Linked DNA regions of Homo sapiens: region 2 is linked to region 1. A link is a contact called in ENCODE Hi-C or POLR2A ChIA-PET data. All regions are on one chromosome and are shown on one strand. The core of a region is the stretch at or near the end of the contact, and the rest is flanking DNA. Distances in the headings are between cores, read along the strand shown.

What was found. A loop is a pair of places that touch in the nucleus more often than their neighbours do. ChIA-PET counts read pairs that join two places held with the same protein, here RNA polymerase II (POLR2A). Pooled maps may share reads with other maps.
Region 2: a loop to region 1 is called in a pooled map, with 4 times the contacts of the local background. The contact joins two enhancer-like sites. A Hi-C loop is called at or near these places in 4 of 50 pooled maps. POLR2A ChIA-PET finds 5 or more read pairs at or near these places in 2 of 52 experiments (BJ and activated T-cell).

What each region holds. Positions count from the first base shown.
Region 1 is chr15:70,717,667-70,724,737 of GRCh38, forward strand. All of the region lies in intron 1 of UACA (uveal autoantigen with coiled-coil domains and ankyrin repeats), which reads right to left. Among named protein-coding and RNA genes, the nearest start is that of UACA, 42 kb to the right of the region's middle. RefSeq lists an enhancer at 978-1,479. Within about 2 kb of position 3,146, at least 2 of the 41 ENCODE cell types and tissues checked have a DNase peak (open chromatin) inside an H3K27ac peak, as active enhancers do.
Region 2 is chr15:70,601,446-70,609,242 of GRCh38, forward strand. No RefSeq gene overlaps it. Among named protein-coding and RNA genes, the nearest start is that of SALRNA3, 10 kb to the right of the region's middle. RefSeq lists an enhancer at 1,244-1,744. Within about 2 kb of position 4,211, at least 12 of the 41 ENCODE cell types and tissues checked have a DNase peak (open chromatin) inside an H3K27ac peak, as active enhancers do.

The DNA.
Region 1 (7,071 bases), core at 1,896-4,395:
CCATACTCATATTTTACTATCTGCAAAATTGCACAATGTATATGTGATGGTTAAATTTTGTGTCAGTTTGGTTCTGCTATGGTGCCCAGCTGTTTGGACAGATACAAGCACAGATGTAACTGTGAAGGTATTTTGTAGATGTGATTAACATCTATAATCAGTTGAGATTACCCTCTATAATGTAGATAGGCCTCAATCCCTTAAAGGGCTTAAGGGCAAAAACAGGATTCCCAGAGAAGAAGCAATTCTACCTCAAGACTGTAACATGAAAATCCTGCCTGACTTCCCTGCCTGCTCTACAAATTTCAGATTTGCCAGTACCATAATCACATCAGCCAATTCCTTAAAATAAATTTCTTTATACACACACACACACACACACACACACACACATATATATCCTATTAGTTTTATTTCTCTGGATAACCCTGATTTACATACTAGGTTAGTATATCCTTACATTTAAAAAGGGATATACTCTGATTTTTTGGTACATCAACAGAAAGTTATGATATATTGTATTACTATTTGAAATTATTTATTCTCCTGCTTCCTTACAAGGTGAGAGAGAGAGACAGAGGAACGGGGGGGAGGGAGGGGGAGGAGGGGGAGAGAGGGAGAGAGGAAGGGAGAGAGGGAGAGGGAGAGAGAGAGAGAATGTGTGTGTGTGTGTGTGTGTGTGTGTGTGTGTGTGTGTGTGTGTGTGTTAGGAGTTGACATCCCTAGGTTATTGCTTTGGGGATCAGCCATGTGATATGTTTGGCCAATAGAATGTGAATAGAAGTGAGGTACAATGCATGTTACCAAAAGCTTTAAGCAGCAATCTGAGTTACAGCCAGCCTTCTTGCTGTAGTACTTTGTGAAGAGACTGGCACATATCTTACGAGGCCTGTTCCTTCAGCCTTGGTTCCCAAATGAGAAAAAGTCTGGAGCAGAGCCACAGGTCAGGGCAGAACTGAAGTTGAATCACGGTCTATAATATAAAGTTAGTGGGAAATATAAGTTTGTTATCTTGAGAAGCCACTTAAATTTGGAGGTAATTACTATAACATGGCTGAACACTGCAAAATTTGGTACCAAAAGTGGGGTGCTACCTTAACAACAGCTACCACCAAAAATAATTTTAAAATATGTGATATAGGCTTTGAAACCAGGTGGCAGAAAGCAAGAAAACTGTTACTGGAGAATGGAAAAATAGCAACCCACATAAAGTGGTGGTAAATAAAACTGTCACATAAAAAATTGAATAACTTGGCAAAAAGATTATAAAAGCTGAACTTTAGTTGTCATTAAGTAGATTTAATAAAGTACCATTAGATTAGCTCATTAAAGGAAAAAGGAATCCCCCAGTCATAGGAAGGAGGAAGGAAGGGAGGAAGGAAGGGTAGAAAGAAGGGAGGAAGGAAAGAGGGAGGAAGGAAGAAAGAGAAAGAGAAGATGAAGAGAAGGAGAAGGAGAAGAGAAGAGAACAGAAGAGAAGAGAAGAGAAGAGGCTCAGAAAAGGGGCCTATGTGCAAGTAAGGATAAAAAAAGAGAGAACCTGAAATTCCTGGACTTGCAAGGTAGAAACTCCCAACTATTTCCCATTTCCAACAAGTAAAAAGGGTTTACAAAGGCCAATTATGACATAAACCCAGGGCAAAGACCAAATCATAAGTGTAGCCATCATAGTGTCTAAGACCTTTGAATTAATGCTGCCCCCAGTAAATCCACTCAGTGGAACAAAATGGCTTGGTGGGGGATTCCCCCGACAGGCAGACTAAGAATGTGGACCCACGGAAGCTCAATAAGCTCAAGATACCTGTACTGAAAACCAAAATAAAATGCACATCTCAACGAGTTGAGGATGTAGCTACTGGCACATGGCTCTGACTGAAATCAAATAGATAAAAAGAAAAAATACAACCACCAAAACATCATTCTGTTTGAATTAAGGAAACATTATTCTTCTAGATTACCTTTGGGCCCTCGATTTTCTATAGGCAAGAAGTGGGTTGAGAAAGGTGTTCAACCCTTATAACACTCCCTGACCAAGAAGAGCATATCCTCCAATACTCCATTCAAAAGTAGACAAGAATGATATATTAAAGGAAACACCTTACAGAGTACCCACCCAAGAATCATGGAAAACAACAAACTGGGTGAATAATCGAGGAAAATCCCCTAGGGCCAAGAAAAGTTACCCTTCCTACATTTATCCAGTAAGATTTTCATTGCTAAGGACCCACAATTGTTATGTGCTTCCTTTCTTCCCCCTTATTTATTTATAAATTGTTTGAGATACAGGGTGATATGGTTTGGATCAGCGTCCCCACCCAAATCTCATGTTGAATTGTAATCCCCAATGTTGGAGGTCAGCCTGGTGAGAGGTGACTGGATCATGGAGGCAGATTTCTCCCTTTGGTGCTGTTCTCATGAGATCTGGTTGTTTAAAGCATGCAGCACCTCCCCTCTTTCTCTTCCTCCTGCTCCAGCCATGTAAGATATGCCTGCTTCCCCTTCACCTTCTGCCCTGATTGTAGTTTACTGAGGCCTCTCCAGAAGCAAATGCCACTATGTTTCCTGTCCAGCCTGCAGAACAGTGAGCCAATTAAACCTCTTTTCTTTATAAATTACCCATTCTCTGGTATTTCTTTATAGCAATGTGTGAATGGACTAATACACAGTGTCTTGCTTTGTTGCCCAAGCTGGAGTGCAGTTGTATGATCATGACTAACTGCAGCCTCAAACTCCTGGGCTCAAGTGATCTTCCCACCTCAGCCTCCCAAAGTGCTACTACAGGCATGAGCCACCATGCCCCACCCATTCTTCCCCTTTCTTAACAGGAATGTTTATTGTGGATATCCTGTCTCTGTTCCACTACTGGGAGAGATGGATGGCAGAACTGGTATTTTAGTTCATTGATCTCTGGATCAAGAAAATCTACATAGATAAAAGACGTAGAAATCCTAAAGAGGTTTAGACTTCAAGACTAATGTTATTGAAGGAAATTCTTAGAGTATTTTCCTTGAGGAAGAGATAAATATATTTTGTATGCCGAAGCAAAGTAAGTCAATATTTGTGATCAAGAGGACAAACTGTGGTAGATTATATTACTGTTTGGTATTTACCAGCCCTGTCTTTGAAGAATATGCGCCCCTGCACCTCACTGACTCTGCACCTGACCATGTGACATGCTTTGGCAGTCATGAAGTACTCCACTCCTGAGCAGAAGATTTAACAGTATCACAAGTTACAGCCAGCCCTGAATTCTGCTCACTACCATGAAAATGGCAGGTAGAGACAGAGGATGCTCCATCATTCTGGATCTTAGGATGAAAATGTGGAGTGCAGCCACTTGCACAGTCAGCCCAAAGCCTACATGTGCCATAATGCTGACAAACCACCAAGATTTGGAGATTGTTTCTGCAGTGAAGTTGATTAATACAGAAATCAAATGAAACAAAAGGTTAAAGGGGGAGGAATGGCGTTACATACAAGTATAATTCTGGTAGTTGAATATAGTGTGAGATGCCTTAGGTGGCAAAATGAGTACAGTTAGTGAGGTAAAGAACACCCATTCCCATTCTGTTTCTAGAATGGCTATGGGTGTGGGTAAATATAGATTCTTTAAAGGATAAATCAGTTCAGTTTGGTTGTTGGATGTGATGGGTGGCAAAATATAAAACTACAGTTGCGGATGGGCGCGGTGGCTCACGCCTGTAATCCCAGCACTCTGGGAGGCCGAGGTGGGCGGATCACAAGGTCAGGAGATCGAGACCATCCTGGCTAACACGGTGAAACCCCGTCTCTACTGAAAAATACAAAAAAATTAGCCGGGTGTGGTGGCGGGAGCCTGTAGTTCCAGCTACTCGGGAGGCTGAGGCAGGAGAATGGCGTGAACCCAGGAGGCAGAGCTTGCAGTGAGCCGAGATCACGCCACTGCACTCCAGCCTGGGCAACAGAGCGAGACTCCATCTTAAAAAAAAAAAAAAAATTACAGTTGCAACCCTAATAAACTTTTATTAACCCAGCGCTTTGCACAGTCCTCAACTATAATCAACACAGGCTTTTATTACCATCTTCATAAAAAGAAAAGAAACTTAGAGTAAGTTCAGTCACCTGCCAACATTACACAGTTACCAAGGAATAGTTAAAACTCAAACCTGAGATTATCTAATTCTAAACTTTAAATTTTTTCTATACCATGCTGTCAAAAAACAAGGGTACAGATTATCTGGTAAACATTCAATTAAAGTGGTTACCTGATTTTATACCATTTGCCCATTAGATGCAAAAGAAAGGTGATTCCATGAACTCAGTTCTAAGTCTGAATCCTATTTAAAAACATTCTGTATCTCTATTCAGTAAGTTCTCTTAAATTTAGACTATACTAATTCAGAATTCTGAAAACTCAGATAAGGGATGGCCTTTTCGATATGAAAAATATTTCCCAGGCAAATTAATAATGCATTCAAATGATGGGTGATGCAGTTTGGGCATTTTAAACACTTTATAAACCCCTTAACGGCCTTCAAACTCCTTATATTTACTATAAATGTCATTTTTATTATACAATAACATATAGTAGAAAAATAATACTAATACAAACTCAAAAAAAGAGGAAAGGAAGGCAAGAGGGAAGAAAGAGGGAAAAGACAATCTAGCAAAATCACTTTTTTTTTTTTTTGAGACAGGATCTCACTGTGTTGCCCAGTCTGGAGTGCTATGGCACCACAGTAGCTCATCATGGCCTCGATCACCTAGGCTCAAATGAGCCTCTCACCTCAGCCTCCTGAGTAGCTGGGACTACAGACATGTGCCACCACACTGAGCTAATTTTTTTATTTTTAGTAAAGAAGAGGTCTTGCTATGTGGCCCAGACTGGTCCTGAACTACTGAGCTCAAGCAATCCTCCTGGCCTCCCAAAGTGCTGGGATCTGGCCTGCAAAACCACCATTAAAACAGTAACTTTATTTTTTGTTATACGTCTTTTCAAACTTCTTTTCAATATCTAGACATACATTAAACTTTTAAGTCAAAATGAGAACATACTATACACATATTCCACTTTAAGGAATATTCTTAATATGAGTTCACTGGAATTGCTTACTGATGAATATTCCTGACTGAGCATTTCAAAGCTCATTAAAATCTCAATCTTTCTGGCTCCCTCTGGTGGCAACTAAGAGAAGCTATTTTTTTCTTCAATTCAGTTTGAAAAAAATTAAGGTGGCACCACTCAGAAGCACTAACTTATCATTACTAAAAACATCTTTAAGAACCTATCTGAATATAGAATTTGTCCAGAAAGAAAAAAATGGACAATTTTTGAGTGAATTTCTATTAACCAACAGGGATTTGACATCAGAAAAACCTGGACAGAGTTCCTGACTTTACATTTGTTTGCTAGTTTACCTTGATCAAGTTACTTAGTCCCCCTGAGCGTCAGTTTCCTCATTTTAAAAATAATGCTAATAAAAACCACTTCATTTGTTATTAGAGTTAGGGTTAATATATGTGTACTCTGAAAATGCTCCACAGTACTGACACAGAAAAACAGTAAACAGCAGGTGCAGCGGCTCACGCCTGTAATCCTAAACTTTGGAAGGCCTAGAATGGAGGGTCGCTGGAGCTCAGGCATTTGAGACCAGCCTGGGCAACACAGTAGACTTTGTCTTCACAAAAAATTAGCCAGGCGTGGTGGTACACATCGGTAGTCCCAGCTACTCAGGGATACTCTTATAATAGACTTACTGTTCTTAAGACCAAAGTCCTTAATGACGTCTAAGATCCTCCATGGTCTCACCCCTCCTTACCTCTAAAGTATAATCTTGAAATGGGTACTCTCCCTCTAGCCTCCAATCTCTTTTCATAGCGAAGTTCTTCAAAATTACCAAGTTCCCTCACAGAGTACCAAGGTACAGTGCTACTCCCTTTGTGCTTCTTAATCCTAACTCATTTTTCAGATCTCATCTCAACTTTTTCCTTTTTTTTTTTTTTTTGAGACGGAGTCTCGCTCTGTCGCCCAGGCTGGAGTCCAGTGGCGTGATCTCGGCTCACTGCAAGTTCCGCCTCCCAGGTTCACGCCATTCTCCTGCCTCAGCCTCCCGGGTAGCTGGGACTACAGGTGCCTGCCACCACACCCGGCTAATTTTTTGTATTTTTAGTAGAGACGGGGTTTCATCATGTTGGCCAGGATGGTCTCGATCTCCTGACCTCATGATCCACCCGCCTCGGCCTCCCAAAGTGCTGGGATTACAGGCGTGAGCCACCACGCCTGGCCTTGAACTTTTTCAAAGAAACTTCCTCTGACTCCCCAGATTTTGTCAGGCCCTCCCTGTTATATATTCTGGTATATCTCTACTTCGTACACTTATTACATAGAGCTGTAGCTTTATATTTTAAGTGTGTTAGCTTTCTAATCCTGTCTCCCCCCACTTTTCTGTCTACAAATTTCTCAAGAGCAAGGAGTACATGTTCGAGCTTAGCACTCTATTTGTCTACATAGAGTAGGCACTTAAGTATCTGTTGAGCAACTGAATAAACTGAAATTAACAAATACTGCAATTAAAGAATTCTTTCTAAACCTACTTCACATAAAAGATGGTCATGGAAATGTAAAATAATATTCCAAATACTATGCTCCATATTTCTTCTCAGGCTATCTAGTGTTCATAAAGGCTGATAGAAAATAATACTCAGAAATATATTTAACCCATACTCACAGAAAAAGTTACACCCTTCAGAGAAGAAACTTTAAGAGCACAGAACCTAAATATATAATGATAGTCCTTTAAACATCTCAGTTTTAATTTTTTTTCAAATTTTAGTACATATGTGGTTTGCTTTCTGTAGCAAATATCTAACTGAAAATGTGTCTGAAAATGGAGTGTTTTTAACTGTACTACACAGTTTTACTTTTCAAGGAAAACTGGTGAATGAACTAGTACAGCTAACAATCACTCGCTAAAAGGTGTGCTTCATGGCTTCCTTGGAAGGTATGCACTGAACTATTTTAAACCAAGGCACACTTATAATTGCCTCAAAGAGTGTGACCTTTTTATAGATTAAACTCTTTCTCTATATAGT
Region 2 (7,797 bases), core at 2,961-5,460, 120 kb before region 1:
AGAAAGTGACAGGCCCAGATCAGGTAGCAGTTAACTCAAGGTTCCCCGTGAAAGCCAGAGGGTCTCTGTGGTGCATTTCAGATCTCATGGCTCTTACCCACAGGCACCCCTGGGATAACCCTCAGGCCCAGGATCTAATGGTAAAGGTGGCAATGCTGTTAAGAGGACAAGTCTCCCATGTCAATATCAGAGGCTTCACAGGAAAAGAGTGGGACCCTGAGGCCTGGAATGGGGATATTTGGGTAAACAAGACTGAGAATTTGGAACCCCAGATAGCTTGAAACACCAAGGCTGGAAGAAGCTCCCTCCCCTTTGTTAGAGAAGAGTGGCCTCCTGCTGCATGGAGACCATGCAGAAACCTCACCTGACTCAGGTTCCTTGCCAAATGATGCTTGACCTCAAGATCTTCCCCCACCATCAATTGCTGCCTTAGGCCAATAACCAGGGTCAGGATACCACACAGTCCAAGCAGAGAAACACAGCCTCACATGGGAACACATGTGAGGGCGGATCTTGGGAGTTTAGGCTCAGTGTGGTTGGCTAAAGATAAGGCTGAATGTCTTTTATATTGACTGATGAGGGAGCACGTCATAACTCAGGGCTCAGTGTCTTGACAAGGACTCTGGAGCCAATCCTAAGATACTACTGATGGCTTCTTCAGGCCTGGAATCAAGGAAGGACCCCTGCGTGGGAAGTCAGCACCCAGCTGCCTTGGCCCTCAGCCTATTTCCTTTCCCCATGAGACCCCACTTCCCTACTCCTCAGCCCCTGCCCCTCTGGACAGGGCCACCTCCAGCCACTGTCCCCAGGTGGGATGCCAGACTCTAGCCAACTCGGCCTCTAGGGCTGCAGGGCTGGGCCATCCAGAGGACCTCCCTGCTTGAAGGGGTACAAAGCCCCTCCCTCAGAATAGACCTCCAGGTTCAGTATTTGAGCACCCTTGCCCCACTATAGCTCAGAGCTCCACCCTCTGTCCCCTTCTCCCATTGAAGACCCTCAGCCAGACGGACCTCTGCTGCCCCTGTTCCTCCCAAATACCCCAAAGGACCCACTGCCACCTCCTTGAGTGCTAATCAGCCCTCCAAACCCACCCGACAATCAGAGACATGTCTCGTGGAGCCCAGTCAGCTGTGGGTTGGCCTGGAGTCTTGTTTGGACTTATAGTTTTCAAAAGGTTGTCAGATGTAAGTTGTTCACTATTCCTTAGTACACAGCACACGCTCATGGGCCCATGCAAGGCCGCTCTATCTGGTATTTCTCTTCACATTCTTTTTTTTCTTTTTGCCCCATAACCCTGATACTAGCACCTTTTCTGCTCCTCAGCCCTTGTTTTGGGCCAGCACTCTAGTAGTTTTGCTATAAGTCTTCAAATTTGCATGCATGCAACCTGGTAAAATGAGCTTTATACGTGTGTGTTTTTAAATTACATAAATAGCATACTAGAAAAAAAAAACTCTGTGGTCTAGGAGGTGGAGATGCTGGGATGTTTGGCGTAACACTGAGAAAGGAATAGCATTCTCAGGAGGGTGGGAATGGCAGAATGGACTTGTTATGTGAAAGCACAGAGCTCACTTTGTTTCCTCTAAGCAACCAGAGCCCATGCCCCCTGTAAGGCAATAACAATGGCACAGGACAGGGGGCCGCCAGCACCCTTTAGGAGTTCAGTGGTGGTGGCTGTTTTTTCTGGGACAGGACAGGGTTGAGGGTCGCAGATGCTGCCGTGGACCTGGGGGGCCCAGAATCCTAGGTGGGGGCGATAGGATTCCAGACAGGCTGATGCTGAGGAGAGCATTTACTCAGCAGCAGGAAGTGAACAGAATGACTGTAACAGGCAGCAAGGCTGGAGTGGCAATCAGGCCGCCCCGACCTGCGGCAATCTTGGTGATTGCCAACTGATCGTGCTGTTCTTCTGAGGGGCACAAGAGTGCTATCTGACTTATATAACAACAACTACAACAAAAACCATAGAGAGCTGGCAAGCAGAAGCTGCCATCAGCTGCCCCAGTAGAGTACAATGGCTCTGTACACAGCTTCCAGATCTAAGTCAGTTTACAGACACGGGACCCACCACTTGAAGGGGAGGCCAGATCCCCTCGAGGAAGGACCCTGTAATGCCATCACAAGTATATGTGATAAATCATTTCCTGATCCCTTCCCAAAGAGTCCTGCAGCCAGTTACTTGATAACTGCACTGGAAAAGGAGAACAATCAGACTTTTAGAGGAATTCTGGACAGGGGGGTCTGAGCTGACACTGATACCAGGGAAGCCAAAATGCCACTGGGGCTGTCCAGGTAGGACTGAGGGCTTGTGCAAGGCAGGAACTGTGGGGTGGTAGCAGGAGTGGACTCTCTCACATCATGCCCACGGTCTCCCTGCAAAATGGGGTCATAATAGTACTGTCCTCATAGAATTGTGAGAACTCAATGAGATGCTCATGAGAAAAGGCCGCATAATCAGCTTGGCCAGTGAGATATATATATATATATATATATATATATAGAAAGAGAGAGAGAGAGAGTTATATATAATATTTTATTTATATTTTATATAAATGTGTATATATATATATATATATATATATATATATATATATATATATTTGCTTTGTAGCTTTGCAGTAAGAAAACTGGTCCATAAACCATTCACAGAAAAGCCAGAAAGTTAAAGAAATACTGGGCCAACAGTCATCTTAGTTTGCCAAATGAGGGCACCACCCTCACACCCAAAGTTTCCTACAGGAAGGAGCCATGCCTTCTCCTCAGCCTTGCCCAGTAGTCCCTGGCTCCAGGCAGGCTCGGTCCTCTGCTCTCCAATCTAAGAGTTTGTTTTCCCTTGGCATCAGCGTGGAATGGCTCACACCTGACTAGGAATCAGGTGCTGGGGGCCCACCTCCTGGTTTTCCCCCAGCCAGCTGCATGATGCTGGGAAAGTTCCTCACCCCTTCTGGGTTCCTCAGTGTAAAATAAACAGGTAGATCAGAGGCTCACCAAGGCCTCTTTCATGCCCAGAACCTACAGACTTACCTAGGCCAAACCCCAGTGAACGCATCTTTGAGATCTCAGCATCTCTCAATAGAAGATGGGGTGAGCAAATCAAGAAGTTCAAAGAAACTAACCGTAGTTATAATTGCCTCCTTGCAAAGACCTTCAGAGTGTCTCAACTTACCTAACACGAATGAACAAATTGTTCCTGCTAGTGGATACCCCGCTAAGTTCTTGAGTACACACAAGCAGAGCAGAGGGGCCCTATGGGACGTTTGCTGTGGAGCCTCCGCTGTACAGTCCGTTTCCCCCCAGGAGACTTTAGCACACCTCGTTTCTCCCTTTCAGTCTGTGCTTTCAGCCGCCTTTTAATTCTTCAGCAACCCTGAACGTGCTGTTTGTGTCCTCATTGTGGTGCTGTTTGCCAGCCAGGCAGGCAGGGAGGTTCGGGGAGAGCCGGAAGCCACGGATGCCCCAGCGAGTCATGCTGTCAATTCTGTGCCTCAGTCCCGTCTAACCAAGGATAAGCCAGTACCTTGGCAGCCCAAGAAGGCAGTCCTTAGGCAGACGTCTGCTGCCCGCAGGAAACTCTCAGAGCAGCCACGCTCTCCTCTCAGACTTTTGGCAGAGCCCCCGCCATTTCTTCATGTTAATAATGAAGAAAGAAAACCCCTCAATGAATGTGCAGTGAAATGAATCTGCAATTAACTTTAAATAAGCTTAAAATCCCATCGCAATGCCCTCCCTTGGTATTTTTATGGGAAATGGTTTTCAGTAGATATGCACACCATAAAGATCCTGAAACGTACGACAGACAAAATCCTCTTAGGCATGCTAAAGGGTAATTTGGTTTTTCTCAAAGCTACATTAAAAAAATAATAATAAGGGATAGAAATAAGCCAGCTTTTAAGAAAATATTAACGGTTAACCTATAAACCATCCCCCAAAGCAATCTCCCTACTCAGGAAATTTAGCGTATGGCTTTAAAAGCTTAACCCTTTTGCTTTTTCACATCTTTATGCATCTCTTACTTAAGCGGAATCACTTAAAATCTCTTATCACAAGGGGCTTAAGAAGGCCTTTTCTTATGGATCTAAAATCAGCAACAACCCTTAGGCCAGGGGGGTCATCCTTTTCGGGGTCTGCCCGGCTGCAGTTCAGCCCCACCAGCCTGGGAGCTGCAGGCCTGACTCAAGAGGAGCAGCCGCTCCAAAGCTACAGGAAGCCCTTTTTCTTCCCAGGCCTCTGGGACAGTTTCCAGCTCTGGTTCCCAGCCCACTGTCTGTCCCCTCCCCCTGTCTGATCCCAGGCCAAACCTTGGCTCCAATAATAACAAAGAGGCCCAGAAGATGAAAAGCTGAAGTCCTTTCCCTTCCAGCTGAAGCCAGGTGTGATGCTGGCAGGGAGAGGTTCCAAGCTTGGCCAAGCCAGATGAAGGCATGCTAAAGCAATAACCCAAAAACGAGCCCCACATGGGGCCGGATGCCCAGACCTTTCACTTATTTCACTATAAATGAGTTTCCTGGGGCAAAGTAATTTCTTTCTTCAAAGAAAATCGCAGTCAAAGGCCAAAGAAGAAAAGGCGGAGCGCAAGAGGGAGGAGGTGAACTGGGGACCACAGAAAGACAGCAAGAGAGGAGCCCCTTGGTGGATATTCATTCCAGGGCTTTCCAGAGAGCTCAACCAAGCCCATAAAGAACTCGCTGGCCTGTAAATGGGCACTCTGATGTTTGCAATGATCAGCCCCAGAGTTTTGTCCAGCCTTTGGCTGACAGTGTGTTTCTCAGCAGAGAGACAAGCTGTTGGGATGTTTTTCTGACCTCCCAGAGAGCTGAACATCCTGATGCCCTAGGGACTGGCAGGCTCCCCAGGGAGGTGTCCAGATCCTAAAGAAAGACTGGAAGGGTGGGTGCAGACTGCAGGCTAGATTTGAAGGCTTCTCTCTGATCTTCCTTAGCCCTTGGTGGCTGCTTAGATATAGGGACTTGAGAAGGCAGCCTCCAGCCCTGCCTGCAGGAAACCTTCAATCTGATTTTATAATCTCAGGGTGACCTATATTTGAGCTTCTGAACCCAACCTCAAAATGAAATCCAGATGCCATGCCAAGTGCTTCTGCCTGGTCATTTAGAGTGGACAGCGCTTCAGGTTAAATCAGACTTGTGGGCTGTCCATCAGCGTGAAAAAGGGCTGATGTTTACTATGGTGGCCAGAAATAGGGACATTTCTCCCATTGCCCTTGGATATAGCTCATTCAGGTGGGCACAGGTGGCCTGGCTGGTGGCTGCCCCACTTCCCAAAGCCTGGATCTTGAGCCGCTATCTGGAACACAGCACACTCAGCTCCAGATCAACCACCCAAGCCCTCTGGTGAGCATCAAGCTCTGAGGCCCTTTGATATTTAGAGATCAGTTGCGCGGGGCGACTGAGAAGAACTGGACTCTGAGAAAGGGTGAAAATTGAAAGAATGTGGTGCTGGCGAATCTGTGCCTCGCTCCTTTCCATTCCCACCTCCTTGCCATGTGCCTCACTGCCCACTAGAAGCCAGGAAGCTAAAGAATATCTCTATGTGACACTTCTCTAGCTCAGATGTGCACCAGACCTAGCTTTCTCCCAGCAGGTGCAGATTTGGAGGCTGGGACATGCATGGGTCTACTGCACCTCCTGGCAAGCACAGCCATGGGGGCATTTGGTTTTTCAGCAGAGGGTCCCAGAGAGTCTCTGGCTCTGTGAGTGGAGCCTCAGAGAGGCTGGGGTGGAGCCTTGGCTGAGTTGGCAGGGTCTGCAGCAGGGCAGCATGGACCTGGAGCCAGAAGTTGTAGTGAGGCATCCCAAGCACAGCAGAGGCAGTAGCGCCTGAGGTGGGCCAGTTCCTCTGTGTTATTCTAGCAGGCATTTATGCTGGGTCATATGTGGAGAGTGACAGCCATCCGATGTACCTCCAATTCCTTCCAATCTTTTTTTTTTTTTTTTTTTTTTTTTTTTTGAGACAGGGTCTCACTCTGTTGCCCAGGCTGGAGTGCAGTGGCACGATCTCAGCTCACTGAAACTCCCAGGTTCAAGTGATACTCCTGCCTCAGCCTCCCAAGTAGCTGGGACTACAGGCACCTGTTACCATGCCTGGCTAATTTTTGTATTTTTTTAGTAGAGACAGGGTTTCACCATGTTGGCCAAGCTGGTCTCGAACTCCTGACCTCAGGTGATTCATCCACCTCGACCTCCCAAACTTCTAATCCTTTTATAAAAGCTAGACTTCCTCTTTGAAATCCCTTTCAGCCTGAGTTAGCTAGGGTGGATTCTGTTGTCTGCAATTAATCCCCAAATGAATCAGAAGTAAAGGGAAGAAAGCATTTCATAAAGGAGTAGCCACTCTGTCAAACACTGCAGAGACTTTAAGAGGAGCATAGGAAAGCATCTTGGATTTGTCAGCATGAAAGTTATTGGTAACCCTGATGTGCAGGATTTCCGTAGGAGGCTGGAGAGTGAATGGGAAGTGAGCAAGATGAGACAACCACTGGAGAAAACTCTTCTGAGAAGGGTTGCTGAGATGCAGAATAGAAAATGATGCAACAGCTAGAGGAAAATGTGGGCTCAAGGAAGAGTTTTTTCAATATGGGAGACTTTGGAGCATTTCACCTGCTGAAGGGATGCTGCAGAAAGAGAGGGAGATAAATAATGCAAGGAAAAGGGGATATCAAAGGAGAAAAGTCTTTAACCGCAAGGAAATAGGATCCAGAGTGAGTGGAAGGGCAGGTCGTTAAAAAAAAGAAAGAAACTTCTCCATGGTAACAACCTCTTGGCATTCAAAAGATAGAGCACAGACCAGCTGGGCTGAGGGCTTGCGTAGGGAGCTGAGAGGGAGAAGGAAGAAGAAATAAGAGGAAGCCAAATTGTAAAGAGCCTTGGATGTCAAACCAAGGAATTTAGACCTCCTCCTGCAGACACTGGTCTTTGGAAACAAATGCTTTCGGCCAGAGGATGACGTAAGAACAAATATCCAAGGGAGACCCAAACCAAGTCCACAGGAAAGAAAACCATCACCAGCCTAACTGACCTGGTGTATTGCCAGTGTGTGGGCTGGCATCAGGACAGGGGTCGAGTTTTGGATTAAGGAAAGGGCAGCATGATGAAAAGAGCTCCAGCTTTGGATTCAGATAAATCTGGGTTCAAATCCCAGTGCTATTAAGCTGTGAAACTTGGGGAAAATTATTCAACTTTTCTGCACCTCTTCTGTAAAATGTGAAGAATTCCTCCTGGAATGAATGTTGTAAAGATTAAATGAGATTACATACCTGGTCTAGTAAATGCTTAATGAATAGTAGCTACTGAATCTGAATTCCTGGAAAAGGCACCTGGGGTCTACATTTTTAACACCCTCTATGAGGTGACTCCACTGTTAGGCTGTGGGGCCTACACAAAAAAGAAAAGCCCAGAAAAACTTGTCTTGGGCTTTTCTCATGACTTGGTAGATAGTAGGTGGTCAGTAAGTATTTGTTGAGTAATTAGATAAATAGATAAACAAATAATAAATAGAATATATATAGATAGAACTGGCTGTAAAAATTTATAGTCTCAATTTGGAACATTAAAATTTAGAATGTTGGTCCAGTGTGGTGGCTCACGCCTGTAATCCCAGCACTTTGGGAGGCCAAGGCGGGCAGATCACAAGGTCAGGAGTTCGAGACCAGCCTGATCAACATGGTGAAACCCCGTCTCTACTAAAAGTACAAAAATTAGCCAGGCGTGGTGGTGTTTGCCAGTAATCCCAGCTACTCAGGAGCCTTAGGCAGGAGAATCGCTTGAACCTGGAAAGCGGAGG